Regions from separate parts of the Homo sapiens genome. Here region 2 is linked to region 1. A link is an interaction called in ENCODE POLR2A ChIA-PET data of the cell type or tissue named here. Cell type or tissue: PC-9. All regions are shown on one strand. Links, peaks and the distances in the headings refer to the core of each region. The heading gives the core; the rest is flanking DNA. Region 1 overlaps PLAC1 (placenta enriched 1). Region 2 overlaps HPRT1 (hypoxanthine phosphoribosyltransferase 1).

Region 1 (15,679 bases), core at 6,245-11,244:
GAAGTGTGGAGAGTGACCTTTTTCAAGAGTAGGGCCATCCGTGGCTTCCACCAGGGCTGGTCAGCTTGGAGCAGCCTAAGGAATGGTGGCTTTGAGTTGGACACCACTGTTTCTGCTGGGCCTTGGCTTAAAGCTCTGGGTTTTGCTGGCACCTTTCCACTCCTACTATTCTTTCTCCTCCTACATGGGCTCAGGTCAGGGGCAAGGCCAAGAGGGCCAACAAACCACCAGCTGCATTGAGACAGGGGCTAGGGCCCAGGCCTTTACGTGCATAATTCAGTGGCATTTCGTACGTTCACAATATTATACCATCATGACCTTTGTTTAGTTCTGGAACATTTTTATCATCGCCAAAGAAGATCCCCATACCTGTTAAGCACTCATTTCCCATCCCCTCCCCTCCCTGTACCGGCTCCCGGAAACCACTAATTTGCTACCTGTCTCTGTGGATTTGCCTATTCTGGACGTTTCATACAAACGGAATCATACAGTATGTGGTCTTTGTTGTCAAGCCAGTATTCTTTGAGTACCCACTGTAATAGACATGAGGATTCCTCCTCAGGTGCAGCAGCTACTGCTTTTTAGAATACTTAGCTTAATCAAGGCACATGCTGGGTGATTGATTTGCACCATTCTGTTTAATCTTCACAACAACTCTCTAAAGTAGATAATAATAATGTTCCCATTTCAAAGATGAGTAGTCCAAGACTAAGAGAAATTGAGTAGCTTGGCCAAGATCGCACTAGTAGTTAAGATTCCAACTCAAGTCCTTCCATTATTTATCATGTATTCAGCCCTACTTAGAGCCAGTCTACTTACTTAGAAGCAACATACTCTCTTCGTGGTATGTGCTGCCTGCCCCATCTTGCCCGCCCTTAAATCCCCACTGTGACAGACCCCATAGGCAAGGGAATAATCTCATGAGCCCCTTGTGAAAATACCCATGTGTTGGCAGGGCTAGTAGCCTGGTATGAGTGCCCCTAGTATTCATATGCCCTTGGGCACACCCAGAGTTTTCTTTAGTTCCCAGAGAGCTGAATATAACCCCACCTCCTTCTCTCCCACTCATGAAAGCATATGGGTATGTTAGTGAGAGTTATTTATAGAGAAATCTTTGAATCTGCTCAAATTTATTTTTAAGTAAATCATATGCAAGCTTTGGTATTTGATTATTAGAAATAAATAATAAGTGAGGCCAGGCGTGGTGGCTCACGCCTGTAATCCCAGCACTTTGGGAGGCCGAGGGGGGCAGATCACCCGAGGTCGGGAGTTTGAGACCAGCCTGACCAACATGGAGAAACCGCGTCTCTACTAAAAATACAAAATTAGCCAGGTATGGTGGCGCATGCCCGTAATCCCAGCTACTCAGGAGTCTGAGGCAGGAGAATGGCTTGAACCTGGGAGGCGGAGGTTGCAGTGAGCTTAGATCGCACCATTGCACTCCAGCCTGGGCAACAAGAGCGAAACTCTGTCTCAAAAAAAAAAAAAAAAAAAAGGGAAGAAGAGGAAGAAAGAAAGAAATAATAACTGATTATCAAACACCAACGTGTCCTGACATCAAAGGTGAGAATTTTTGGTCCAAACACATCTAGAGGCTGCAAAGAGCTACACCTCAGCTCAGTTACCTCCAGTTTGCAGGTGAATTCCCAGATCAGTGAAGTTCTCCCTGAAGACTGAAGATCGGATTGTGTCAAAGGTCTGGGGTGGCCTTCATGAAGCAGCCTCAAAGGCTGTGCACCTCATGTCTGGACTTTTGAGCAGTGACTCTGGCTGCATCTGACAGGGACTCTCATGTCCCAACCACATGTACAAGAAATCACAAGGGCTTGACCCAAGTTCTGCAATAAAACTCAAGAAAAAGGAAAAGGAAAATGTGAGTTGTTCCACTGTTTTAAAGACTTCAGGATATATGTTTTAAAAATTCACAAATGGGAGCGGCACTCAGGAAAGTTCAATGGAACTGAAAGAGACAAATATTGATACTCAACAGTCAGCTTCAATAATAATAATAATAATAATGGGACCGCCTGAATTCAAATAAATGGAACAGATGTTCCTCATGTGTTCTGAGTTGAAAATCATTCCTTCATGTGGGATCAGTTAAAAATCAAGCTTGGGACTTACTGTATGTTTAATATAAAAACTCTCAATAAAAATACTTTGGAGGCAAAATCCAAGTGAGGGCATGCTGCAATCATCAGTGCAAATAATCAACCAGTCAGCATTTGCCTGTAAGAGACCAAGGGATGTACATGTGTGAGGATGAGAATTACTGAGATAGAGGTGGTGATAGAAAGTTATTTGCCATCACATCTAACCGGAGCTCAGCATGCAGGGGTTTTCTCAATGTAAGTGGGACTTGGAAATTGAAGCTGTGGTGAGCCATGGAAAAATGGAAAAATCAATTATTTTGATATTTAGTGGACATTAGAGGAATTTTCAAAAGATGGGCTCTTAGAAATAAATGAAACTGTCCCACAGAATAGCTAATTTCAACTTGAACCAGCCCAGCCCCAGTATGGGGGTGGATATAACGAGAGGACTTTAGTACTTTAGTCTGCCATCAGTACTCCATCCACACCTAACATCAGAGCTGGAAGACATACTAGAAACTATGATCCAACATTCTCACTTCACTGATAAGGAAACAGGCACAGGAGTCTCTTACACATGCCCAGGGTCATAGAGGAAATTCATCTCCAGGCAGAATTCAGGGAACCCACTAAAAGAAAGAGGCAGAATCAAAATGGAATATAGAAAACATTGTTGCCCTTTCACAATACAGGCATAACATTAGGATTCTACAAGAAACACCAAACTGGCATGCCCTTTCATTCCACAGTACCAGCTAACAGCCCTGTTCATTTTAAAGAATTAGTGGAGTAAAACAGTCACCCAATCCAAAAAAGAGAAACACCAAACAGGCAGCCACAAAGAAGGTCTTGACGAAACCAGGAAAGGGTCAAGGGCATTGGGAAGCTGCCTTACAAGGCCAGGCAGGAAAGATTAAAGCAAAATAGTTGGGGAAGATGAAGGCATAGAAGGGATGTCATATAATCAAAGTATATAGAGAAACTCCTGAAGGTCGTGGATCCAGGGGAGTTAGACACATTCATCAGATTCTGGAGTACAAGAGAGATGCACAGCCTTTGCAGTGATTATCAGGAAAAACAGACTGAAAAAAGCAGCTTTACTATACACAGTGGATATGGGATGCCCAGTAAATGTGAAGGAAGTGTGCAAACCTTATTCTGAAGGTGTTGTGAAGTTAAAAAGCATTTTAATGCTTCCAGTAAACCAATTCTTGGTTTAATAATAACATTAATAATAGCTACCATTTATTGAGCACTTACGATGTGCCAGGCACCATGCTGAGCTCTTTACATGGTTTTCTTATTTCCTCCTTTTACCTTTATTTCATCCTTTTTTATTTCATCCTACAGTTGTGATGTAGGCACTACCTCCATTTTTCAGATGAGGAAACCAAGGCTCAGAGAGGTTAACTCATCTTCCCTAAGTCAGACAGCTAGTCAGTGGTGGAACCTCCCCTCAAATCCAGGTCTCCCTTAATTCCAGAGCACAGAAACACTCCCCCATCCTGCCTCTGTAATTGGGACAGCTTGGTTGCTTGAGACTCTCCCTCTGACAAAAGTGGTATTTTAGAATGTTCATTCTGGCTGGTGGAAAAAGTGAACTGGAAAGATAGGCCCCAGGACCAAGGAACCAGTTAGGAGGCAGAACCAATGAAAGGGAATGAAAATAAAGAATTCTGTGAAATAGAACTGGAAGGAGAAACTGACAGACTCCAAAGACGAATAGGATCTTACTGTGCCAGGATCTGCTTTTGCCATTTAGGATATCGTGGAGATCTTCCTATGATAAGACATATAAATCTGCCTTGTACCTTTTGTGACTGCTTAGGCATTCAATCTGTGGGAGTACTACTACGACAAACACTGTTCTAGTGAGCATGCTGGATATACGTATATCTTTGTATACTGGTATGTATATAAGATCAATTCCAATCAGTGGAATTTCTGGCCTGAAAGAAACATATTTTAAATTTTGATAGACTTTTTCGGGAAGATTTTCATAGTTGAGTGATTATTATTTTAAATTAGGGGTGTGGGAGGGAACCTTCCTTGGTAGATATACTATAGCAGAAATAAATTAGTTGGTCATCATTCAAAAGTGTAATCAAAAAGCACAAGGCCTTTCATACCATTCCTACCAAACAACATCAATGTTGTCGAAGCTAATTACAGGAAGAAAGGGAACAGAAGACACAGTAACCCTTTTGGGAACCATTTTCAAATGGAGAACTGGGAACTCATCTCTCTTCATTACTTAATTTTGAGGGAAGGGGAACTATGCTGAAGTGTTGAGCAGCTGGATAGCTGTGGCTGTCATTTTTTTTTTTAAGGGAAAGGGTCTCACTCTGTCACCCAAGCTGGAGTGCAGTGGTGTGATCATATCTCACTGTAGCCTCCAATTCCTGTGCTCAAGTGATCCTCCTGTGTGGCTGTCATTTAATAGACAGCCTATTGAGAGGCTTCTAGGAGGAAGATTGGCAAACTGAATACAGGGCAATTTTCAGATATAATAATAACAACTTGATTTTGTTTGTAGTTGAGAAGGTTGGCTATTGTTTTTAGTTAGGGGATTTAAATAACTTCTTTAAAACAGCTCCCAAAGGGAAGGGAAGGTAAACTCAAGTGTTATTATGAAGTATAATGGTCTGTCCCTCCAAGTGATAAGTTTGATTCACTGCTAGCAGAGCCAGTTCTGCTTGGCACCTCCCCAGTACTAACTGCCTCTGGCCAAAAAGCTACCAGGCCCTGGTGCCAGATCCTGGGTGTCATGAGCCAAGTAAGAAGAAGGGAGTAGATGGGGAGAGAAGATAGCTGAGGCAAGCTGTCTCTCCCAGAGAGATGGGTTACAACAGAATCCAATGCAAGCTTTTATTGGAGAGACCTATGTGTGGAGACAATAGGCCTACTTTTTAAATTTCCACAAAATGAACTAGGTACAGAATACCACTATTTTATTCATTCACTTGACAAATATTTACTGAGCATCTACTATGTGCCAGGTACTTTGATAAACACTGGGAGTAAACTGTTGAACAAAACAGAAGTGTCCCCTGCCCTCAGGGAGCTTACTGTTTCATAGGCAAGGTGAGTGAAAAGCAAGTAAACACACAAATATAGAATTACAGATGGCAAAAGAAAAAATACAGGTGGGGCATGGACTAAGGGTCAGGATGGTGTCGCCATGGTGGCCTGGCATTTAGAGTGAGTTCTGAATAAAGAGAAGGGAGCCACCTTTCAGGCTGAAGGGAACGTGTGTGAAAGCACTTTTGGGATTCAGGCTCTTGAAGTCGCTGGTCAGGCAGGAGGCTCCCTGAAATCTGCTCCACTTTTTGCTCCTCACTGTGCAAACCAAAGTGCTCTAGGCTTTGTGGTTGCTCAGGGCACAGAGGACCAGATGGGTTCCAGAGACCAGCCTGAAAGTTCCCCAGTGAGGATGCATGGTGATAGCCTGCGAGTTTCAGCCAGTTGGATGAGGTGAGCTTCCAAAATATTCTTAAACCCTACAGCCTCCGAGACCCATTTCCCAGTGATTTCCATTCCTGGTCATCACTTTCTTTCTGCAGGGGACACTTGCCTGTGGAAAAGCAGTGCCTCGCCTTGGTTAGGGTTAAAGATTGAGGCAGTGCTGGCCTTCAGGAAAAGTGCAAGCAGCAATGGAGAGAGAGCAAAAACTGAAGCCAAGGAAGCAGCCCCTGCCAACAACTTCCGTTCTTTCCCTTTCCTTCGGCATGGCTGCCCAAGGAGCCCCCAGTGACTGTTCATGGTGATCTGTTTGTTTCACAATTGACAAAGAAGGAGGGAGCCCTTTCTGACATTTTTGCCCAGAGGACCCAGATTTCTCAGTTTGAAACTGCCAAATACGCAACTTTGGGTGGATATTTGGCTGAATCACTTTGAAGGGCTTGTCAGTGCCTAAAATGGAAATTGTTAGAAAGCAGAGGAGGGTGGTTGCCAGCAACCATGAAATGGTAATGACCAAATCATTTATTTTTGCAATGAAATGTCATCCCCTAACACTACAAAGGCAGGTTTTTTCTAGCTTAGAAGTACTGACTACCTATAAAAATCTTCAAAAGTGATTCTGTGTGCCATGCACATGTACACATATACCCCATTTCTCTCACCCTCTGCCTTCCCTCCTAAACCAAGCTTCTTCCATGTTCCTGGAGCCCAGCTGCAACCTGGGATGAATTAAGATATTGGCTGATTATGAAAGGTAATCAGGCTTCAGCTATCATATAAAATGAAGGGGAGTTCATTTGGTTATTTGTAAGATGGTATGTGGCTGACTTTCTATGTGGGAAAGTCAGTAGGCTGTAATAGATCATGCCCCAAAATACGATGTGGATCTTTTAAAGATCTGTTTGAGTCTAGCTGTAGTTGCACCTAGGAGACATGATACTTAATAAGGTTTCTCCTATCTATCTATCTATCTATCTATCTATCTATCTATCTATCTATCATTTATCTGTCATCTATCTATCTGCTTCATTAGCAGGCAAATTAGGCAAGATCTCCCATTGTGTACTTTGTATTTTTAAATGCTGACACCTTTTTTCTGAGTTTAGGAGGAAGATACTGGAAAATACATTGTGGGTTGACACTGGGGAATGCAAGAGGATCTTTCTTTGAAAACAGCCATTAAGATACTATTCCCCTGGGCCAATTCCTGGGCAGTTTTAACCACATACAAAGCCCCAGGTTCTTCTTCTAGCTTTTCTATATTGACTCCTGTGTTAAGATCAGTGAAAATTTATACTATCATATAATTTATTTTAAAGTAATACTTTACAAGCCTTTGGCTTGAAAATATTTCAGTAACATCTGCACATTCAATACTGAAAAGTAAGATGGCTCCATTCTGCTCTCATTATAGTAGGCTTTGAGAGGTATCTTTTCTTTGTATCACAGTCATTAGTCCAGTGGTTGATCAGCTTCTTTTTCAACAGAAGTGGCTTTTTCCAAAGTCCTTTGTGATTGTTGATGTGGGATCTATTCTGAAAGCAGGTTTGCTGTTAAGGAAGGTTATAGGAACATTACCGTTTAGCCATGGACCTTGATCATCTGAATGTGGTAGCTGGGTGTTATCTCAGTGCATTTGAAGCTCATGCTTATGGAATCCCTGTTATGCAAGGGGTTGGGGAAGCCCACTGGAAAAAGTGGCTCCAGTGTGGATGAATCCGTCCTTCAGATTCCTTTGTAGGGTTGGCTTAAAGGGCAATTATAAATTAGTCTGTGTCATTTCTGTCCATTTCCCAACCTTTTAAGAGCTCTCCTGGCCCTCGATCTGCATGTATCTAATACCACTTTCTCAGCCTCAGTTTCCTAATATGTAACACGAAGGACTTGGACTAGACAAGCTACAAGTTCTCCCCAAACTCTGACACTTGATAAATCTAATGCACTTATCAGCAGAGAGGAATGTGGCTATTTTCCAACTCTTTCTTTAGTTTGGGGAAACTAATTTTATATAATGTTCTTTCCCTGTGTTTCCCTTTTAAAAGGAAAACATGACCCATTTCCGGTGTTGTAAAGTCAACACTTTGCAGCTCTGCACGAGGAAGCTTCTTTCTATGTAGAAGGGGCACAGAATGCCACGGGAACCAGGGCAGGAACCAACACCTGACAAGAGATGCAGGCACATGCGGCATGTGGGGCGGGCTGTCCCTCACAGGAGCCAGAATCATCAGTACTAGCCTCAGTCCTCCCATGCAGCTGGCCCCACTCAGAAGCATAATGGTGTGGAGCAGAGATCCCTGAGCTAGCATTCCTGGATTAGAGTGCTTACTAGCTGTTTACCTCCAGTGAGTTAATTAACCTTTCTGTGCCTCAGGTTCCTAATCTGTAAAATACGAATAATAATCACACTACTGCAGAGTACAGTTGCAAGGATTAGATAAGATCACGTGGGCATGTAAAGTGCTTAGAACAACGTGTAGCACACACATATTAAGTGCTCGGCAAATGTTAACTATTTGTCCATTGGGCTCAAATGTCCAAGTATGGATCCAGGAGTTGAAAGGTTGGATTCCACAGGGCCATCCTCCCTCTTGTGTCCAAGACTCTTTGTGGTCTAGGACAACTTTTGTGAGAACAACTTGTATCTGCTCTGGAATAGATGACTTTCCCTTTTCTATAGAGCTACTGTCCAACTAGCCCAGCCTTAGTGTCCCTGGGTTCACAAGTCAGTGATAATGACCAAAAATATGAAAAACTATCTGACGAGAGGGAAAGTGTGCTCATTGAGACCCCAGCAATAAGCAATTGTCTGCCATTGCAGAGGATTTAACAGAGCTCAGACGTGAAGGCTCTTGTAGTTGACAAAGGATCTTTAGAAAAGAATGTTCCCTGAGGGTGCTCCATGTCTACAGAGGCCCAAACAAGAGAAAACAGATTGTGGTTAGACCCAGGGAAGACATTTTTACCACACACAGATAAAATGCTGGGCCACATTCCCAAAACAGGTTATGTAGTGTCTTCCCCTGGTAAATTGGGAAAAGAGTGGCTGGCCATCTGTCCTAGATTGTTTCATAGACCACCAGAGCAGGAAGAACCCTTAGAGGTCATCATATCCAAACCTCTATTTTAAGGATTGAGAATGCTAATACACAGAGGGAGGAGATAATTGCCCTATAGTCATATAGCAAATTATTAGCAGGACCAGGATTTAAATCTTAGGCCAACACAGCTTGCCACTGCACCTTAGTTATCTCTTAAGGCACTCAAAGTGCTGTCCCTTCTAGTTCTGGAATGCTCCATGGTATCAATGTACTAAAAAAGTAACTGAGGCCCACCCAGAAGGACTCGAAGGTGTTGAGCAGTATCCAAATTGCAATTCCTCTAGTTTACCCATCCGATTTTGGAGCTCCAGCTGTCAAAGTGTTTCAGCCAAGCCTCCTCATTCAACTAACTGGTCTTAACTTACCATTTGAAAGCAGCTGTGGTTAAAGCAGAGCTTGCTGACTCAGCCCATGTAGTAAGGATGACTAAACACAAGAATTTCCTGTGGAGGGGGGAGGAGGGGGATGGAAAATATCTTTCAAATGCATTTGTTTCAGGGAACCCTTCTGATCAGTCAGGAGGTAGCCCACCGTGGGCCCATGAGGAAAAGCAGCAGGCTGTCCCCGCTCAGCACCAAGGCAGGATTTGCAGATGTTTCCTTTCTTTTTTCTAAACAACATTGTGGCTGTCTCGGCACCATTTTGGTCTGGCCAGCATTTGCACAGAGCTTCATCTGCCAACTGATACAGCCCAAAGCCAAGCGGAGCAGATGCCTTCCCTGACTGGAGGGGCCTTTCACATTCCTCTGCTCAGAGCCCAGGGGTGAATTGGGGCTGATCTGCTTTATCTCAAGACAGTTTCAATTCTGAGCCCACCTTGAACTCAAAAGAGAGGATCACTTATGCTGACCGATCAGAAAATATTGTGGGCTGGCTTCCATCTCCAGGATGCACCTTGGGGAGTTTGCAATCTGGAGTAACGTTATCATTTTCAGGTCTGAGTACCACACGGCCATTGGACAACTTCAGGAAACAAACATTGACCTTCAGTTGGGTTGCTCACCAGCTTAAAGCAGTAATCCAGTGAACCCAAAATTTGGGTAAATATTTTAAGACTGTTGGCTGGAAAAGAGTCTGCCTTGCTCAATTAGAAAGTGGAAGACACCTGGTGCATTTGGGGGTGACAGATTTTATTTACAACTTGCAAAATAGAAAAGGGCAGCAGGGAAAAAGAGAGAGTGAACATACTCAGCCATATTCTGAAAGCCATATACAACTCAAACAGTTCAGTCATTGAGGATTCAAGTCCAAGAGGCCTGCCTCACCCTCATGCTCACAAGGAGAAAACAGGACTAACTGCCTCCGAGGTCTCAAACAAGACCGAGGATTTTCTTTTCTTTTTTTTTTTTTTTTTTTTTTTTTTTTTGAGACAGAGCCTGCTCTGTTGCCCGGGCTGGAGTGCAGTGGCACGATCTCGGCTCGCGGCAACCTCCACCTCCCGGGTTCAAGCGATTCTCCTGCCTCAGCCTCTCAAGTAGCTGGGATCACAGTTGCGCACCACCACACCTGGCTAATTTTTGTAGTTTTAGTAGAGATGGGATTTCACCATGTTGGCCAGGCTGGTCTTGAACTCCAGACCTTAAGTGATCCGCCAGACTCAGCCTCCCAAAGTGCTGGGATTACAGGCATGAGCCACTGCGCCTGGCCAAGGATCTATTTTTCATAAGCAAGTAAAAATTTCTTCATCTAATGGGGGAAATGTTCTGGAACAGGCAATGTGGAGTAATGGAAAACAAACTGGTCTGGCAAGAGGAGAGGGGAGAAGGAAGGAGGGAGTGTCCCAGTTCCCTTGGGTGTGAAGGGTGACCCAAGAAGTGTAAGCTTTGAAGTGTTATCTTACTTTTCTAAGCCTGTTTCTGATTCAGTAAATACTTTAGCTACACATAGTGCCTAGTAATAATGTTTTCTGAATAAGTGAGAGTGAGAGAGAAAAAGAAAGCAATGAATATATGAATGAATATGTCAAGAAAGTGAATTAATATATGACAGAATGGTAAGGATTTGCGTAGTTCATGGAGTTGGTTTGAAGCTTAAATGAAATAATGGTTATGAGTTCTCATTTTCTAACACTACGCTTAATACATTATCTGTATACTCACTATCTTATTTGAATCTTTCGAGGCTCCTGTGAGATAGGCAGGGTAAGGACTGTCACCTGTCTGATAGAGGGAATTGAGTATCGGAGAGGTGGAGAGGCAATAGATGATGGAACTAGGGGCTCCGCATGCAGTGCTCCTTCTAACGTACCACACAACCTCTTACTTTCAGATGAAAAAGGTTTTTAAAGAAGAAAGTTCTATAGGACCACCACATAGGATCTATGACTTACAACTAAGCACCTTTTATATGAGGGCTTAAACACTGGAAGTGGGCTTAGAAGAAGAAATATCAGGCTAGGACTAACAATGCTATTGAAGATTATGGTAAGAACTTGTCAACTCAAAATACAAGAGGCCAGGGGGAAATGGTGTTGGAATGACTTGGGTTTGGATTATCTAATATTTTTGTAAAAGAACAATGGGACCTCTAGTTGGCAAGGAACTAACAGTTGCTATTTGAAATAACATGGGCCACTATAAGAAGGTTGACTGTAGACTCAAGTAAGTCAGCCAGTATCTACTTAGTTTGTCCCATCAGGTGTCTGGCCTTTCATGAAGCCATAAGCTGTTTAGCAGGAACAGACTTGTGGTCTGAGTCTTCTCCAGGTTTACATGGGTCTTAGAACCTTTGACTCATGATACTGAATGGTGCTGTTTAATAAAGTCATATAGTCTAGTCCCCATCCAGTAAAGCTATTCCTATCTGATGAGTCACTGTCCACCCTCCAGTGACAAAACAAATGAACAAACAAACAAACAAAAAACTTACTGCCTACTGTACCTATAGTTTCCAGCTTTCTGTTCTGGACAGTTATGATGGTCGTCTGTGCCATCATCATTTCTAATTGCATGGGGCACTAGGGAAATAGAGATATGTTCATTGTAAGTGTACCTCATGCAGGCAATTAGACATTGAAAACAAAATTTTCATAAAGCAAATCCTTATTTTTGTGCCCTAGATCGGCTTGTTATTTAAAGAAATCATTGATCTCTAGTTTATCATTTTCTAAAACACAGAATTAGGTTTTCTTTTTCTTTTCTTTTTTCTTTTTTTTTTTTTTGAGATGGAGTCTTGCTTTGTCACCCAGGCTCAAGTGCAGTGGCGCAATCTCAGCTCACTGCAACCTCCGCCTCCCAGGTTCAAACGCTTCTCCTGCCTCAGCCTCCCAAGTAGCTGGGATTACAGGCGCATGCCACCATGCCTGGCTAATTTTTGTATTTTCAGTGGAGATGGGGTTTCACCATGTTGGCCAGGCTGGTCTTGAACTCCTGACCTCGTGATCTGCTCACCTCGCCCTCCCAAAGTGCTGGGATTACAGGCATGAGCCACCGCGTCCAGCCAGAATTAGGTTTTCTTAATGCAGGAGTTTTAAACATGGGGTCTGTTGCTCTTGGACTAGCTATGGGAAGCTGGGTGAATTTTTCTGAAACTATGTGCAGAATTGTGTTTTTGCTTTTACATACTTTTCTGAGAGGATCTACAGCTTTCCTCAAATTCTCAAAAGGGTTAACACCCAAAAAGGTGAAGAAAAACTGGGTGAAAAAAATGGTGGAACTATAATTGTGTTTGTGAGTCCTAAAGTATGCAGCTTCAACTGCAATTTTTTAAGAAGGTGGCTTTGTCTCTGTCAATTGCATGGTCTGGTTCTCTTCCTTCTGCTGCCTCTGAAGGATAGGTACCCATGGGACATAGTGCCAAGCTTTGACTTTTTCTCTGTCGTATTTGCAGGGTATTAACCATGCTAATAGGAGTTGAATGGCAATTGTTGTAGACTAAAATAAGGTATTATTTGATAACATTTCTAATTCCTTGTCCTCAGTTGTCAACCCCAGAGTACAGCCTATAAGGCAGACATCTTTGTTGCATGACTTCAGCTTTAGAATCAGAGAGCTCTGTGACCTTGGGAAAGTCACTTAATCTCTCTGAGCCTCAGTTTTCATCTGGCAGATGGGAATAATAACAGGGTTGTTGTGAGGATTATAAGTGAGATGATGAGGCTGGGCATGGTGGCTCACGCCTGTAATCACAGCCCTTTGGGAGGCTGAGGTGGGCAGATCGCTGGAGCCCAGGAATTCAAGACCAGCCTAGGCAACATAACGAAAACACGTCTCTACTAAAATAAAAATAAAAATAAAAGATTAGCCAGGCATGGTGGTGCACACCTGTAGTCCCAGCAACTGAGGAAGCTAAGGTGGGAGGATTGCTTGAGCCTGGGAGGTTGAGGCTACAGTGAGCCATGATCGCACCACTGCACTCCATCCTGGGCAACAGAGTGAGAACCTGTCTCAAAAAAAAAAGTGAGATGATGTATATAATGTGCTGGAAACATAGTAAGTGCTTAATAAATAGCAATGCCAATGGTACCTGTGCTGATAAGCAAGTTCTTAAGAAGATCCAAAGCTCTTTCCTGAGGATATGGATAGCTCTGTCTGGGAGCTACCTTGCTGCCCGGGGCCATGCTCAGTGGTCCATCCATGGGCATGGGAACAAAAACAGTCGGACCTTTGTCACTTTATTCAAAACATAGGGTTTGGCCTGTTCAACACTTGTACTCTGCTAGAAACTGTTGAGGAGCCCTGAAACCATGTTTGACTATTAAACCCAGAAGTTCTATGTAGGGAAAAGGGAGGAACAATTGGTGCAGTCACATCAGCTCAAAAGTTCCAGTCGGTGCTTTGACCCAGCAGCAATAATAGTGTCCAAAGGGCCTTCCCATCCCTGTTCTCATTTTATCCTCAAAACAGCCATATGAGGTAAGCAGAGCAGGTGCTGGAGAAGCCACTTATTGCAGCAATGATACAAGCAGGTCCAGAAGTTTTAAGGACTTTGTGAAAATGCAGTGGTTTGTAAATAAGTAAAATTCGTGTGTTAGCAGGAAATGTTTATTGGGTATTCGTTTTTGAATATTGAGTTTATTGAGTATAACTGAATATAGCACAGAGCTGGGCACATGGAAAGGCTTATATAGTCAGATTGGTGTGGCAAGAATTCCATGACAATGCATCAAAAAGATTATATATCATGACCAAGTGGGATTTATCCCTGGGATGCAAGGTGAGTTTAACATACACACATCAGTCAATGTGATACACCTCATTAACAAAATGAGGCTAAAAACCACCTGATCATCTTAATAGATGCAGACAAAGTATTTGACAAGGTTCAACATCCTTTGTTGATACAAACTCTCAACAAATTAAGTATAGAAGGAACTTACCTCAACACAGTAAAGACCATTTGTGAAAAGCCTGCAGCTAACATCATAATCAATGGGGAAAAACTGGAAGCTTTTCCTCCTCTAAGATCCAGTACTAGGCAAGGATCCCAATCTCGCCACTTCTATTCAACATAGTATTGGAAGTACTAGCCAGAGCAACCACACACCTTTTTTGAAAGGCATCCAAATAAGAAAGGAAGAAGTAGGCCAGGCATGGTGGCTCATGCCTGTAATCCCAGCACTTTGGGAGGCCGAGGCAGGCAGATCACTTGAGTTCAGGAGTTCGAGACCAGCCTGGCCAACATGACGAAACCCTGCCTGTACTAAAAATACAAAAATAAGCTGGGCATGGTGGCTTGTACCTGTAGTCCCAGCTGCTTGGGAGGCTGAGGCACGAGAATCGCTTGAACCCGGGAGGTGGAGGTTGCAGTGAGCCAAGAACGTGCCAGTGCACTCCTGACTGGGCAAAAGAGCCAGACCCAGTCTCCCCACCCCCCCACCAAAAAAAAAAAGAAAGAAAGAAAAGAAAGGAAGAAGTAAAATTATGCCTTTGTAGATGACGTGATGGCGGCTGCCTATAATCCCAGCTACTTGGGAGGCTGAGGCAGGAGAATAGCTTGAACTAAGGAGGCGAAGGCTGCAGTGAGTCGAGATCGCACCACTGCACTCCAGCCTGGGTGACAGAGCGAGACTCTGTCTAAAAAAAAAAAGTGATATTCAGATTTGATGTAATCCCTATCAAAATTCCAGCAGCATTTTTCACAGAAAGAGAAAAACAATTCTAAAATTTGTGTGGAACCACAAAAGACCCCAGATAGCTGAAGCAATTTTTTTTTGTTGTTTTGTTTTTTTTGTTTTGAGACGGAGTCTTGCTCTGTCGCCCAGGCTGGAGTGCAGTGGCGCAATCTCGGCTCACTGCAAGCTCTGCCTCCCGGGTTCACACCATTCTCCTGCCTCAGCCTCCTGAGTAGCTGGGACTACAGGCGCCCGCCACCATGCCCAGCTAATTTTTTGTATTTTTAGTAGAGATGGGGTTTCGCCATGTTAGCCAGGATGGTCTCCATCTCCTGACCTCGTGATCTGCCTGCCTCGGCCTCCCAAAGTGCTGGGATTACAGGCGTGAGCCACTGCGCCCAGCTAAGGTGAAGCAATCTTGAGAGGGAAAAAGAGAGAAAGTTGGGGGCACTTTCTGATTTCAAATTATATTACAGGCAGGTGGTCCAGTGGCTCATGCCTGTAACTCCAGCGCTTTGGGAAGCCAAGGTGGGAGGATAGCTTGAGTCCAGAAGTTTGAAACCAGCCTCAGAAACACAGCAAGATCCTGTCTCTACAAAATAATTTTTTTAATTAGCTGGGCATGGTGGTGCATGCCTGTAGTTCTAGCTACCAGGGAAGCTGAGGTAGGAGGATTACTTGAGCCCAGGAGTTCAAGGTTACACTGTGCTATGATTTTGCCACTGCTCTCTAGCCTGAGTGATGAGCAAGACCCTGTCTCTTAAAAAAAATTATATTAAAAATCTATAGTAATCAAAACAGTATAACTCTGGCATTAAAAAAACACATAGACCAATAGAATAGAATAGAGAGCCCATAAATAAACCCAAGCATACACAGTCAACTAATTTTTAACAAGGGTGCCAAGAAGACACCATGGGGAAAGGGCATCTCTTCAACAAATGGTGTTGGGAAAACTGGATATCCACATTCAA
Region 2 (15,679 bases), core at 9,871-14,870, 120 kb after region 1:
TTCCCATTATTGTTGATGTTCTTTCATTATCCGTTTACAGTGGTGTCTTGCCATTGTAAAATTACTACTTTCCCCTTTGTTATTAATAATTTGTGGCTTTGTTTGGGGGTATATAAGTATCCTATTCCTCATCAAGCTTTCACCCATTGATGACTCTTGCCCAAATCAGTTATTACTACTATGGTTACTAAATGGTGAGTTAGTTTCTTTCTTTTCTTTCTTTCTTTTTCTTTCTTTCTTTTCTTTCTTTCCTCCCTTTTTCTCTTTCTTTTTCTTTTTTGTTTCCCTCCCTCCCTCCTTCCTTCTTTCCTTCCTTCCTTCCTTCCCTCCTTCCCTCCCTCCCTCCTTCCTTCCTTCCTTCCTTCCTTCCTTCCTTCTCTCTCTCTTTCTTTTCTTTCTTTCTTTGTCCGAGTTTCACTCTTGTTGCCCAGGCTGGAGTGCAGTGGCGTGATCTTGGCTCACTGCAACCTCCACCTCCCAGCTTCAAGCGATTCTCATGCCTCAGCCTCCTGAGTAGCTGGGATTACAGGCGCCCACCACCACGCCCGGCTAATTTTTTGTATTTTTAGTAGAGACGGGGTTCTGCCATGTTGCCCAGGCTGGTCTTGAACTCCTGACTTCATCCATCTTTCTCGGCCTCCCAAAGTGCTGGGATTACAGGCGTGAGCCACCATGCCTGGCCATCAGTTCATAGTACTTTCAAATATCCCTTTTGATTTCTTCTTGATGCATAAATTTTTTAGAAGGCATATTAATTTCCAAATATTTGTGTATTTTCCAGAGATACATTATTGGTTTCTAATTCAATTCCATCATGGTCATGGAGCATACTTTATATGATCTGAATCCTTTCAATGTGTTGAGACTTGCGGTGACCCAAAATATTGTCTATCTTGGTAAATGTTCCATGTGCACTTGAAAAGAGTATGTTTTCTGACGTTCTTAGTTGGAACATTCCACAAATGTAAATGAGGTCAATTTGGTTGATAATGTTGTTCAAGTCATATATCTTTACCAATTTTCTGTGTACTTGTACTACCCTGATTTTCATAGAGGGATACTGAAATCTTCAACTACAGTCATTAATTTGTCTACTTTCTCCCACGGTTCTTTCATTTATGCTTCATGTATTTTGATGCTCTGTTAAGTACATAAGTGTTTAGGATTATTATGTCTTCCTGATGAGTTGACCTCTTTGATCAATGTAAAATGACCCTTTTTTCCTAGCAGTAATCATTGCTCTGAAATCTACATCATCAGTTCTTATAATGTCACTCTAGTTTTCTTTTGATTTTTGTTAGCGTACATCTTTTTCACTCTTTTAATATTCTTAGCTAAAAAAAGGAAGAAGCAGAGCAGTTGTATAGTATGCTACTATTTGTGTTACAAGGCAGAAATATGTATGTACATATCTACTTGCATATACATAAAATAGCTCAGGGAGTGAGGAAACTAAAATTATCTGTTGGCTGTTGGGAAGTGCACTGGTTAAATGGAAAAAAGGGATGAGAGGAAAATTTCACTGTATACGCTATCATAGTTTTTAAATTTAAGGTTATACAAATATATTTCAATTATTCAAATATAATTTTTCAATTATGCAAATTATACTAATTTTTTAAATTCAAACATTAAAAAATAAAAACAAACAGATAACTCTCTAATAAAAAGCATTATATCAGAAACAGAAAAATAATCATCAAGCAAATAGCATATGAAAAAGTTACCATATCCAGGCACAGTGGCTCACGCCTGTAAATCCAACACTTTGGGAGGCCAAGGAGGGCAGATTGCTTGAGCTCAGGGGTTTGAGACCAGCCTAGGCAACACGGTGAACCCCGTCTCTACAAAAAAAAAAAAAAAATACAAAAATTAGCTGGGCGTGGTGGTGCATGCCTGTAGTCCCAGCTACTTGAGAAGCTGAGGTGGGAGGATGGCTTGAGCCTGGAAGGCAGGGGCTGCAGTGAGCTGTGATCGCTCCACTGCACTCTGGCCTTGGAGACAAAGTGAGACTCTGTCTCAAAAAATAAAAGAAACAGCTACCTGCCTCATTCAGTGAGTGTATTAGTTTTCTAGGGATGCCTTAACAAGTACCACGTGCTAGGTTCTGGCTTAAACATGAGATTTGTTTTCTCACAGTTCTGGCGACTAGAAGTCCAAGATCAAGGTGCAGGCAGGGTTGGTTTCTTCTGAGGTCTGTCTCCTCGGCTTGTAGATGACTGGCTGTCTTCTCCCTCTGATTGTGTGTCTGTGTGCTAATTTCCTTTTCTTATAAGGATACCAGTCATATCGGATTAGAGTCCACCCTAATGACCTTATTAATTAATTTACAATGACCTCTTTAAAGACCTATCTTCAAATACAGTCACTTTCTGAGGTACCATGGGTCAGGACTCCAACATAGGAATTTTGAGAGGACACAATCATCCCATCACAGTGAATCACCAGAAAGATTTACACAACTCAAGATCAGTTTATACTAATAGCTAAGAGGTAGTAATAGCAAATGATACAGAAAAGAAGGGAGCTGGAAAAATATATACATCAGGCATGGTGACTCATGCCTGTAATCCCAGCACTTTGGGAGGCCAAAGCGGGAGGATTTCTTGAGGCTAGCAGTTCAAGACCAGCCTGGCCAACAGAGTGAGACCCTGGTCTCTCTTTAATATACATACATATACATCGGGGGGTCCAGAGAAGCCCAGCACAGGCTTCCAATGTCCTTCTTCATTTAAGAAGAAGCCACACAGGATGTGATCTATCCCTCTCGAGCAGCAAGCCACAGAGCATGGACAGAATGTCTCTGCCCAGGGAAGCCTGTTTGGAGTTTCAGGGTCTGAGAGACTCACATAGGGGCTGGTCACACACATACAACCTGCTAGCAACTGGCCATGGCACCTGAAACTCAGGACCCCAAGCATGGATCCGGGTTCACACACGTCATCGATCTTTGCACAAAGCAACCCTGACAAGCTGGTATGGTATGTTCCATCACTCCAGGTGTACATAACAAAATCACGAATCAGTAAAAGAACACTCTGAGGGCCACATTCCCGGGGGATAGCTAAGGGTGAGTCATGGTTCCCTTGGAGACGTGAAAGAAATAACAGAGCTGCTATGTTACCTCTTTGCTCAGAAAACCCAACCGGGAGATTTCTCTATTCCTAACTCCCATCACTTACGAACGGGAGTTGAGGTACAGGTTTTAGGGATAGGGAAGTGAGGGGGTGAGGGAGGTAGGGATTGGGCACCATTTGGCCTACAAATTACATATATCCAGGAATCGTGTTTTAATTGAAATTATCATCTTTACCATGAAAAATGGATACCTCTGCTTTTCTGGGCTTTTTTCCTAATTATGTCAACCTTCCCAGCTCTTGGAACAGAATGCAAAGTCCTTTGCATGATACACAGAGCCCCATCTGATCTCCCCACTCCGGGATCTCCCTGCCCTCATCTCCATGGCCTTCTTGCTTCATGTCTCTGCTCCAGCCATGATGGCAATCCTGAGGTTCCTCACACACACCAGGCCCCTACCCACTTCAGGGCCTTGGCTGTCGCTGTTCTGTCTGCCTGGAGTGTTCTTAGAAATCCTCTTCACTGTCCCCTCATCTCCTGCATGTCTCTCCTCAAAGGTCACCTCATCGGAGGCCTCCTGGCCACTGTATCTAAAACAGCAGCCCTTGCCACTCTCTGCGCCCTTTCCTCAATCCTCAAACCTGACAATATATCGTTAACCTGAATATTTAATTATTTTTTACCTGTTCCTCCTCCAACTCCCAAGCAGAATGCCTGCACCATGGGGGTAGGGACAGTTTCTGGTTCACAGCGAGGTCCTGAGGCCTAGCACCATGCCTGGCTGAGTGAGTGCCTACTGAGTGAATGAATGAATTCGATCCAGACAGACACTGGGTGGAGGAAGGAAAAGATTTAGGACAGAATAAGATTCCCTATTTTTAGCTCCAGACTACAGAGGAAATAACTCAACTAAACTGTTAACTTTTCTCTCAGGATTCACATATGCTAATATTATATTTAACATAAACTTTCTTTTAGAAAGGTGATTCTTGCTCCCCTTTAAGGGGCTAACACTCTAACAGTTTATTTATTTCTTTATTTTTTCTGATGACAAGTAACATATTTGTAAAAGAAAATTAAACAATGCAGAAAGGAGTAAAGTAGAAAGTGCAAGTCCTTTGGACTGGAGGTTGGGGGAGAGGAAGAGCTGGGGCTAACGCATTTTGAAGGGGACAGCTGTCACATTGTTGGCATCATGGCAGCTGTGTCCATAGGGCTCACCAAAATGTCCCCCTGGATAAAATGGCCACATCAAGCTGTCTTCTTGCTTTGCTGTTTATGTCCTTTGCCTGTGTTTTTAGGAAAATGTCCTCGAATGTGTATTTTTTTAATTTTTAAAGTTTTTGTTATATTAAAAAAGTCTTTTGTCTGTCCAACAAATTACTAATTCTTTTCTCCAAATTATTGCTTGACCTCTAACTTTGTGGTGCTTTCCACCATTCAGAAGTGATTTTATTTTAATTGTTATTTTTTTTGAGACAGAGTCTCACTTTGTCACCCAGGTTGGAGTGCAGTGGCATGATCTTGGCTCACTGCAACCTCTACCTCCCAGGTTCAAGTGATTCTCATGCCTCAGCTTCCTGAGTAGCTGGGACTACAGGCATGCCACCATGCCTAGCTAATTTTTTGTATTTTTAGTAGAGACAGGAGGTTTGCCATGTTGGCCAGGCTGGTCTTGAACTCCTGGCCTCAAGCAATCCGCCCACCTCGGCTTCCCAGTGCTGGGATTACAGGTGTGAGCCACCGCGCCCGGCCACAGAAGTGATTTTTATCGGATAGTGAATTCTGTCAATTCTTTGCCTTTATTGTCTCTGCCTTTGGTATCATGCTTAGAAAGGTCTTCTCCCAGCCGGGCACGGTGGCTCATGCTGGTAATCCCAGCACTTTGGAAGGCCAACGCGGATGGGATCACGAGGTCAAGAAATTGAGACCATCCTGGCTAACAGGGTGTAAACCCCATCTCTACTAAAAATACAAAAATTAGCTGGCCGTGGTGGTGTGCACCTGTATAGTCCCAGCTACTCGGGAGGCTGAGGCAGGAGAATCACTTGAATCCAGGAGGCAGAGGTTGCAGTGAGCTGAGATCACGCCTCTGCACTCCAGCTTGGGGACAGAGCAAGACTCCATCTCAAAAAGAAAAAAAAAAGGTCTTCTCCCTGCCTCCCCCCAGCCCCCGCCCACCCCCGGATTAGAAAAGTGTTCACCTAAATTTGCTTCTAGTATTGTCATGGTTTGATTTTGTTTTTCATTTAAATTTTCAAGGCACCTGGAATTATTTGGTGATAATAGACATTTATAGAGTGCTTATGATGTGTCAGGTTCTGTTCCAAGTGCCTTATATTGATCATCTTATTTGAAAGCTGGTAGAAACCGTGTTTTCACAGGTGAGGAAACTTAGGGACAGGAGGTTGGGTACTTATCCAAGACCATACAGTTGGTGAAACCTGGTCCATCTAATGCTAAAGCCTACACAGCGTTCTTGTAAGGATTAGAATTGGTGTATGTAAAGTTTCTGGAATATAGGAGGCAGTCAACAGATGATAGAGTTTAATATTATTGCATAGTTCCCATAAATATAATTTTTGATGGCTGTATATTATTTTTCAAAATGGTATCTTTTAAAGTTCAGTTTATTTCTAAACTATTATTCCTTCACAAGTATGAAAAGCCTTTAGAATTCCATGGGAATAAATGAAATCTTTATGTCAAGAAAGTGTTCTCATAAACAGGGAGGGGAACAACACACACCGGGGCCTGCTGGGGAGCCAGCAGGGAGAGAGAGCATCAGGATCAATAGCTAATGCATGTGGGGCTTAATACGTAGGTGATGGGTTGACAGGTGCAGCAAACCACCAAGGCACACGTTTACCTATGTAACAAACCTGCACATCCTTCACATGTACCCCGGACCTTAAAATAAAATAAAAATAATTAAAAATAAAAAGCATGTTGTCATAAAAAGAAATTTTGGAAGGATGTACATCAACATGTTTAGAGTTTCATTGGGTAATGGAATAACTGGGTTTTCTTAAAAAAAAAAAAAAAAATCTTGCCTCGGCAGGGTGCAGTGGCTCACACCTGTAATCCCAGCACTTTGGAAGGCCGAGATGGGCAGATCACAAGGTCAGGAGTTCGAGACCAGCCTGACCAACATGGCGAAACCCCATTTCCACTAAAAATACAAAAATTAGCCGGGTGTGGTGGCAGGCACCTATAATCCCAGCTACTCAGGAGGCTGAGGCAAGAGAATATCTTGAACCCAGGAGGCAGAGGTTACAGTAAGCTGTAATTTCGTTACTGCACTCCAGCCTGGGCGACAGAACGAAACTCCGTCTGAAAAAAAAAAAAAGCTTGCCTCTATATTCCAGTTTTCTAGAAAGAGTGTTTTTTTATTTTGTGAACAGAAAAATAACCACAATAACTGCTATATATATGTTTTAAAGGCTATGAATGAAAGGAGGTGCGGCGTATGTAGAGAGTGACAGGCTTATAAGATTTTCTTTTTGTTAACATGGTAAGAACCTGAAGCTGATAGGAAGGATAAATGGAGAGAGGGTGGCTCTCCAGGAGCAGAAGGGCAGTGAAGGAGGGAGGGAGGTCTTTGAGGAGGCAGCAGGCAAGAGGAGGTTTATGCAGCATTTATACAATTATATAAAGACAGAAAGAATGAAAGAAAAGATGTAAAAACGGATACCCTGGTATCGGGGTAGTGGGATGATGGTTGCATTTTACTTTTATTCTGTATTTGTATCTTCTTGTGTATGTTTACTTCTTTTATACATTCCATTTCCCTCCATCCAGATCCATAACTTTTTAAAATTTTTATTATTTTATTATTATTAAGATGGAGTCTCACTCTGTCACCCAGGCTGGAGTGCAGTGGTGCAATCTCGGCTCACTGCAACCTCTGCCTCCCGAGTTCAAGCGATTCTCCTGCCTCAGCCTCCTGAGTAGCTGGGAATGCAGGCATGCGCCACCACACCCGGCTCATTTTTGTATTTTTAGTAGAGACGGAGTTTCACCATTTTGGCAAGGCTGTTCTTGAGTTCCTGACCTCAATTGATCGCCCGCCTTGGCCTCCCAAAGTGTTGGGATTACAGGCTTGAGCCACCGCGCCCAGCCTATTACTATTATTTTTGAGACAGGGTCTTACTCTGTCACCCAGGCTGGAGTAAAATGGCACAATCACAGCTCACTGCAGGCCTGATCTCCTGGGCTCAGGTAATCCTCCCACCTCAGTCTCCTGAGTAGCTAGGGCTACTGGCATGTACCACCACACTTGGCTAATTTTTTTTTTTTTTTTTTTTTTGGTAGACACGGGTTTTCACCATGTTGCCCAGTCTGGTCTGGAACTCCTGACCTTAAGTGATCTGCCTGCCTTGACCTCCCAAAGTGCTAGGATTACAGGCATGAGCCACCATGCCCAGCCAAATCCATAACTTTTAAAATCAGGGGGAAATGTTATTTATCATGAAACCAAAAGTAGAAAATCTGTTTCCCAGTGCAGGAGGACCATAAATTAGAGGTAGCTGGGGCACCTGACTCTGGCACAGAAGCCACCCTGGAAGAAACTTTTTTTTTTTTTGAGACAGTCTCACTCTGTCACCCAGGCTCAAGTGCAGTGGCACGATTTTTCCTCGCTGCAACCTCTGCCTCCTGGGTTCAAGCGATTCTCCTGCCTCAGCTTCCCAAGTAGCTGGGATTACAGGCGCATGCAACCACACCCGGCTAATTTTTTATATTTTTGGCAGAGACAGGGTGAAACAGGAGTTGGCCAGGCTGGTCTCCAACTCCTGACTTCAAATGATCTGCCCGCCTCGGCCTCCCAAAGTTCTGGGATTACAGGAATGAGCCACCGTGCCCAGCCCACCCTGGAAGAAACTGCTAGGGCTTCCCACCCTCCAGTGTCCTATCTTTCTAGTGGCCTGTTGCGTCTGTTTTCTCTCTCAGGCCCTTGGTCCATTTCCCCACTTCTTCCCCTTTCTGATTAACTATAATTATAGAATTATCCATTTCTTCTAAGAGACTTCCATTTTAATATCTCAGACATTGTGTTGCCCCCCACCTCCCGGCTCTTATAATCAGTAGCATGTTGTAATAGACAATGTGTCATGCCACCTAGGTTCCCCTTCCTGGACAGGTCATCTTTGAGTAGTGGCTGAGAATGCTGCCAGCAGACAGCCCTCAGTGAGTGGGTGACTCTTTGGAATCACCTCTTTTGAAGAAAGCTACCTCTGCTGAAGAGATGCCCATTCCTAAGGGAGCCCACATCCAATGACCAGTCAACATGGGGATATGAAGACCCAATTCACTCACCACAAGGCAGGGCAACACTGAAGGGCCATCTCAGCTTCTCGAGCTCCCCGTGGGGTTGGCTGAGGCCTTTGTTGTGACTGCATGGCATCCCAACTTCTCCCTGTGCCCCACCAACCCTGCTTGGTTCTCCTCCTCCAGTATTAATCCCAAGGGTGTTCTCCCATAAATGTCCTGCATTCTCACCTCCTTTTCAGCCTGCTTCCCAGAGAACCCAACCTGCAATACATCCTAACTTCACTGGCAGCATTTTTTCTTCCTTGGTGGTACATAAAATAATGGTATATCTTATAATTGATAGCCTCTTAGATTTGATGAAACACTGGAATATTTTTTGGTCTATGAAACTTAAAATATTTTCCATGATCCCCATTTTTACCCTAACAAGCACAAAACACCACTTTCTTGGCACTTGAGGCAACAGAGGTTATTTTTGGTTGCCTACCCAACACCAAACCAATTCTCCGCTTCTTCCTTCTTCATCGAATTCTGATTCTGTTCAATGTGTCCCAAGGGAAATGGAGTTTAATCTTAGCTCCAGAAATGGACCTGATTGGGCAAACGGCAATCCCACCCCCAGTTGCCAGTGACTGGTTAAGAAATGGGTGCATGGGCCCATTCTGGCCAGTGGGACTTAAGGAGAGATTTTTCACCCCTTTTAAGAGAGTTGACACAGAAAGATTTTCTCAAAGAAACTTGCACCCAGATTACTATTGGCAGCCCTTGTCTGACCACAAGGACTGGCCTTAGGATGAAGTTGGCTCTATGGACAGCAGAATAATGAGGTGGAAATCGCATGGGTCTTTGACATCATAATGGAGCAGTGGATCAAACTGATCTGGCCTGAGCTACCTCTGCACTTCCCAATTACATAGCCAATAAACCCCCTCATTGTTTAAGCCAGTTTGAGCTGGGCAACCTGGCTGGAAGTCTAGAACATCCTAACTGGCACAAAGGCCCTCCTATCCGGCTTTCTCTCTTATCACTTCCTTCTACATCCTCTCTGCCACAACCAAATTAGAATACTCACCATTCCCCACACTGCCCTGTGATTTTCTTTTTTTTTTTTTTAGATGTTTCACTCTTGTTGCCCAGGCTGGAGTGCAGTGGCGCAATCTCGGCTCACTGAAACCTCTGCCTCCTGGGTTCAAGTGATTCTCCTGCCTCAGCCTTCCAAGTAGCTGGGATTACAGGCACCCACCACCACGCCCAGCTAATTTTTGTATTTTTAGTAGAGACGGGGTTTCACCATGTTGGCCAGGCTGGTCTCGAACTCCTGACCTCAGGCGATTGCCCGCCTTGTCCTCCCAAAGTGGATTTTCTTTTTTTACCCAGGCATTTGCCCAAGCAGACTTTCTGGCTAAAACCTTTCCTCTAGCCTTGCATCCTCTATATCCACCTGTCCAAATTTCCCTCACTCTCAAAAGTCTCATTTTAAATGTTGCTTTTCCCTGAAGCTTCTCCTGGAATGATCCATCCCTCCCTTCTCATTCTGATCACTTCCTCTTTGAATTCCCATAGCATTAGATATGCAGCACTGAATCCAGCCTTGCCTCACATTAGAGTCACTTGTACACCTGACCTTAAGCCCCCTGAGGGCAGGGATAGTTTGTATTTATCCCAAAGTCCTGAAACAACTAGTACAGAACCTGAGACACAGAAAGGCCCCAGAATTGTCTACTGAATAGAACAATGATAGTGCCGAATTTGGTTACTCCTTTTAACCTGTATGACCCCAGACGTTTGTTTTCTATGAAGGCTCAAAACATGGTTATGTTTCCTAATTCACAAATAACTCATGTAAACCCATGTTTTGAAAATGGGAGTGGGGAGGATCAACTGAAGGCAGCCTCTTCACCCAAGTTCCAAAGGCCAGGTGGCCCATTGTGAACCTTGTTTAACCACACAGAACACATGAATAGCTAGAACAAGGGATTTAACAGTTACCAGAATGTTTTCAGAGAGGTGACTTCAGAAGTGCCAAGCTTCAGGAAGACCCAGACAGAGAAGGGATAGGACAACTTTAGGAAAGTAGGTGCCAAGCAGCCCCTTTACAGTTTACACACAGGCCTTGGTGTCAGAAAAATAGGTTTGAGTACTGGTTATGCATCAGAGATGTCACTCTGGACAAGCTTCTTATGCTCTCTGGGATTCAGCTTTCTCATCTAAAAAATGGGGATAATAGCCGGGTGCAGTGGTTCGTGCCTGTAATCCCAGCACTTTGGGAGGTCGAGGCGGGCAGATCACCTGAGGTCAGGAGTTCGAGACCACCCTGGCCAACATGGCAAAACCTCATCCCTACTAAAAATACAAAAATTAGCCGGGCGTGGTGGCTTGTGCCTGTACTCGCAGCTACTCAGGAGGCTGAGGCAGGAGAATCACTTGAACCTGGGAGGCAGAGGTTGCAGTGAGCCGAGATTGCGCCACTGCACTCCTGCCTGGGCAACAGAGTAAGACTGTCAAAAAAAAAAAAAAAAAAAAGAAAGAAAGAAAGAAAAAAGAAAAAGGGGGGATAATAATAGTGCTTACCTCAAGAGGTTGCTGTGAACACCAAAAGAAGCAATACACACCAAGTGCCTACAGATAGTAAGCACTTGGTAAAAATGTAACTGCCATTAAAAATAAATATGATGCTTACAGGGTCAGTGGAAAGTAGGAGTAGTGGGAACAGAATAGGAGGGAACAAAGCACCTCTGAGTAGACCTTTCTGTATAGCTCTGACTCTTATTATGTTTCACCGTAATAATTCATTAAAACTAGGATATGAAGGCTGAGGGTGTATTTGTAATAAAAACACTAATGAACCAAACTGCATTATAAATAACGGCCACACTGAAAGGGATGAAAAAGAAAAGAAGTAATTTTGGAAAACATTATTTTGACTGGATACTGTAAGGCAAGCTTGTCCAACCTGCGACCCGGGATGGCTTTAAACGTGGCCCAACACAAATTAGTAAACTTTCTTAAAACATCATGAAATTTTTTTGATTTTTTTTTTTTAGCTTATCAGCTATCGTTAGTGTTAGTGTATTTTACGTGTGGCCCAAGACAATTCTTCTTTTTCTAGTGTGGCCCAGGGAAGCCAAAAGATTGGACACCCCTGCGGTAACGCTTCGGACAAAAAGATCTTTCCGCAAATAATGGACTCTAGTTAGTCGATCTGTTACAGGCATACGGAACTACTTTATGATACTAGGGTCAAACAAATAAGTGAATAAAGTGTACATAACAAGAGCCACATTTCCCACTGTTGAAAAAGCTAAAAAGAAGAAGAGTGGCAGGCTAGGATGAAGGCTGTGGATTACAGCAGAAACATTAGTTATCAACCCATGTTTATTTTAATATGTATACAGACAGATACAGAAATAGACGTAGATGTGTGTGTATGCATGGTTAGTATGCATGTTTTATTTCCTAATCCTATCCACTGGGAGGACCTACAAACAATTTACAAATTGTTTGTATGACACTCCAATAGAAATGAGCATGCCTAGCACCAGATCCTGGTTTCTAATAGTATTCTCCAATAATGGAACCAGGGCTCCTTGAAGTAATGGCTGATTCTGGGTCAGGGTAGGGAAAACACAAGATGAGCCTGTTATGTCTTGTAGTGCCAGAAAATAGACACACTCAAAAAAGGGTAGGGGCATGACAAGAGGACACAGGGGGCAACGGGAAGATGCGGGGCAGAAAGTTCCAAGCAGAGGAAGCCACATGAAAAATAATCAAACCTTTGACTTATGTTCAGAGCTCTCAGATATTGCCATAATTAAAGGAACAGAAAAAATGTTGGGAAAGGAAGTTCTACTGAAAAGCTACCAAGTTTGAATGTCACTTCACTCATTAATCATGATGAGGAAGTCCATTATGAAGTACATCCATATTGTGTAAAGAGAAAACTTGAAACTTAATTTGGCAGTGTTTAATGCTTGAAGTTGCAAATAATAATGAAAATCATTAAAACATCATCACTCTTTCAAGTGGTTTAAAGTGTCTATAAAATTCACATTTGAAAATGGCAGAACAAGCTGAGCATGGTGGCTGATGCCTGTAATCCCAGCACTGTGGGAGGCCATGGCGGGGGACTGTCTGAGCCCAGGAGTTCTGAGACCAGCCTGGGAAACAGAGTGGGACCGTATCTCTAAAAAAATAAATTAAAAATTAGCTGAGAGTGGTAGCATACACCTGGCCTGAGCCCAGGGAGGCAGAGGTTGCAGTGAGCCGAGATCATGCCATTGCACTCAGCCTGGGCAGCAGCAGAGCAAGGCACTGTCTCAAAAACAAAACAAAACAAAACAAAAAACCCAAAAAACAACAAAAAAAAAAGCAGAGTAAACACAATCCTTCATACCAGAAAGTTATTTTGTCTGAAGCTGTCCACAGAATCATAAAATAAGCCAGCAGAAAAATCTGAAGAGAATGTTGGAGAAACTCTCTTAACAGTCTTTGAAAATGCTTTTTAGTGCCAGAGGAAATCAGTTTACATTCTTAGAGATCAGCTGTGACCTCAAAAAGCTGTGTTTAATGTACAAGTCATCTGGACTTATTACATTCAATGAGCTTAATGTTTTCCTCTATGTTATCAGTGTATTAATTTCTACACAAGAGCTGGGCATTATAGGTTAAGTGGCAATGAACTAAGAGGGCAGATGGTGGAATACAACTGCCTGGGTTCAAATTCCTCATCTGCTACTTACTAGCTGTGTGATCCTGGGCAAATTATGTGACCTCTCTGGACCTGCACTTCTTCATCTGTAAAGTTGGGACAATTAAAAAAACCCAAACAACCTACCTTATAGGGTTATCATAAGGATTCAAAGGCGCTAAGTATCATTCCATTGCATATAGAATTCAATACATGTTAGCTATCCTTAATAAGTTTTTTTTTTTTTTTTGCTTAACATGAAAAATGTTTTGCTTCTTTTCAAGTATTTTAATTGCTTTTTAACTTCCTATCATTCTATCATTTATCCAACAAATATTTATTGAGCACTACAATTTTCCAGGCACTCTTGTAGGTGCTGGGGATATAGCAGTGACCAGGACTGGCAAGGTCCTGCACTCACGGAGCTGACAGCCTACTAAGGGAGACAGACAGTAAGTAAGAAAGGAAAAGATCAATTTAGTAGATGCTTCTAAGGGAACAGCTCTGCCATGAATGTCTTCACATACGCCACACAGACAAGGCCAACAGCAGTCTGACCCATCTTGGAGGAATGCCATGTGATCCTCCCAGGAACACTGTAACATAACCAGTCTTGGGAAGAAGCTGTCCCAAGGCCATTTGTCACCCACCTCCCTATGTTGTGGGAGCTGCCATAAGGCAGTTTCTCATCTGCCTCCCTGGTTCTGATAAGACATGGGACTTTCAACATTGCCTCCTCACTTAGGGGAGAGCTGCAAGGTTATACAATCATTTAGCTAGAGTCTGAAGCTGACTCCTCCAGGACATAGCAACCCACCACTTGTGGGTAAATTATATAACATGTTATTGGGTTATACGACGCCAAACTGCCTATCACCGGCCATTTTTTACCTGCAAAAATGGTAATTTCATATGGTTCAACTTACTAGAAGGTGGTAAGTGCAACTGAAAAAAAAAGAGTAAAGAGGTTCAGCAGTGGGAAGCTGGATGCAGTATTCAAGAGGGTAGCCAAGTGGACCTCAGCGGGCTGACATTTTAGGGGAAGAAGGGGATTCAGGAGTTCTGGATATTGCACTCACATGTGGTAACATCTACCTCAACCTTACATGGGTATGAAGATCAAATGAGATAACAGAAGTAAAAATGTTTTGTAAACTAAGAAGTTCTAGGACTATAGAAAATTATTTAGTTTGAGTCTCCTACTTTGTTGCTGGGAATTACAGCAAACTCTTTTTTTTGAGACAGGGTCTCACTCTGTCATCCAGGCTGGAGTGTAGTGGCACTGTCAAGGCTCACTGCAGCCTTCACCTCCCAAGCTCAAGCAATCCTCCCACCTCAGCCTCCCAAGTAGCTGGGACTACAGTTGTGCGCCACCACACCCAGCGTTTTTTTTTTTTTTTGTATTTTTGTAGAGATGGCGTTTTGCCATGTTGCCCAGGCTGGTCTTGAACTCCTGAGCTCAAGTGATCCCCCACCCTGGGCTCCCAAAAGTGCTGGGACTACAGGTACGAGCCACTGTGCCCGGCCTACAGCAAACTTTTTAAGGAACACGTGTAAGCTAGATGGCTCCTAAGTTTGATAGTTCATACCTCACGTGGAGCAGATAAGCAATTAAGAGTTTTGGCTTAAAACTTTTCTCCTATTCCCAGAAAACAAAAGGTGTTGTTGTCATTGTTCTTAGTCAATAAAGCACTATCTACACAAAGAAGGTAATAGGACATATCTGAGAACAATCTGTTGAGATGTAGCTGAGATTACAATCTGAAAAACTGAACAGAATTCCAAAAGAAAGCCGTGTTATTTTAGCATAGTAAAATGTAATATAAAGTGTACCATGTGTCTGAAATTTAATGTCTCTGAAGTAGCTAGGAATTTTTGTAGCTCCGCCAACCCATTCTACCACATAATCATTGAGATTACAATTAAACTAGCTACTAAAACTTAACAAACAAGGAAAATGGAACCAACAGAAAACTAAACTAGGTTAATTTGTAGAGAAATGATAACTATGCATAGGTTTTTTTAAAGAGACAGGACTTATTTTAAGGATTTTTAAATTGAATTCATAAAGCAGTTAAATTTTTGGGAATTTATTGATTTGCATTTAAAAGGGAACTGCTGACAAAGATTCACTGGTAATAATTTGAACAAGTTGGAAAATACAGTCAACATTACTGAAACACTACTAAAATAATTCCAGGACAGAACAAAACTTCTTAGATGCTGTCTTTGATGTGAAAATTGACTGCTTCTTACTTTTCTAACACACGGTGGTATAATTAACAATATTCAATCACTTCTATTCTTTCCTGCATATATAAAAATTAAAATACCAATTAAAAAACTAATATATCTTCTCTTTATTTCTTACAGATATGAGTTCAATGTTTCACTCAATAGTGCTGTGGTTTAAGAGAATTTTTTCATTTACAAGTTAAACAACAATCCGCCCAAAGGGAACTGATAGTCTATAGGCTCATAGTGCAAATAAACAGTTTAGGAATGCAGCAACTGACATTTCTAAAGTACAAAACAGATAAAATTCTTAGAAGATACATGCAAAAAGCTCTACTAAGCAGATGGCCACAGAACTAGAACATTGATAATTTTACTGGCGATGTCAATAGGACTCCAGATGTTTCC

The links. ChIA-PET counts read pairs that join two places held together with the same protein. Peaks named below come from ENCODE experiments on the same cell type or tissue, not always from the same donor. Only the 100,000 strongest peaks of a DNase experiment are listed, where the experiment ranks them.
Region 2: POLR2A ChIA-PET joins it to region 1 with 5 read pairs; 2 of 35 experiments call an interaction of 5 or more read pairs at or near these places.

The regions. Positions count from the first base shown.
Region 1 is chrX:134,615,785-134,631,463 of GRCh38, reverse strand. The region is part of intron 1 of PLAC1 (placenta enriched 1); the gene reads left to right. Among named protein-coding and RNA genes, the nearest start is that of PLAC1, 35 kb to the left of the region's middle. In PC-9, for the core only: no CTCF peak of the experiment used is centred there; DNase peaks (open chromatin) are centred at 9,053 and 10,413.
Region 2 is chrX:134,500,100-134,515,778 of GRCh38, reverse strand. HPRT1 (hypoxanthine phosphoribosyltransferase 1) reads right to left here. Exons shown (of 9, transcript NM_000194.3): 9 at 15,111-15,679. Among named protein-coding and RNA genes, the nearest start is that of MIR450B, 32 kb to the left of the region's middle. In PC-9, for the core only: no CTCF peak of the experiment used is centred there; no DNase peak of the experiment used is centred there.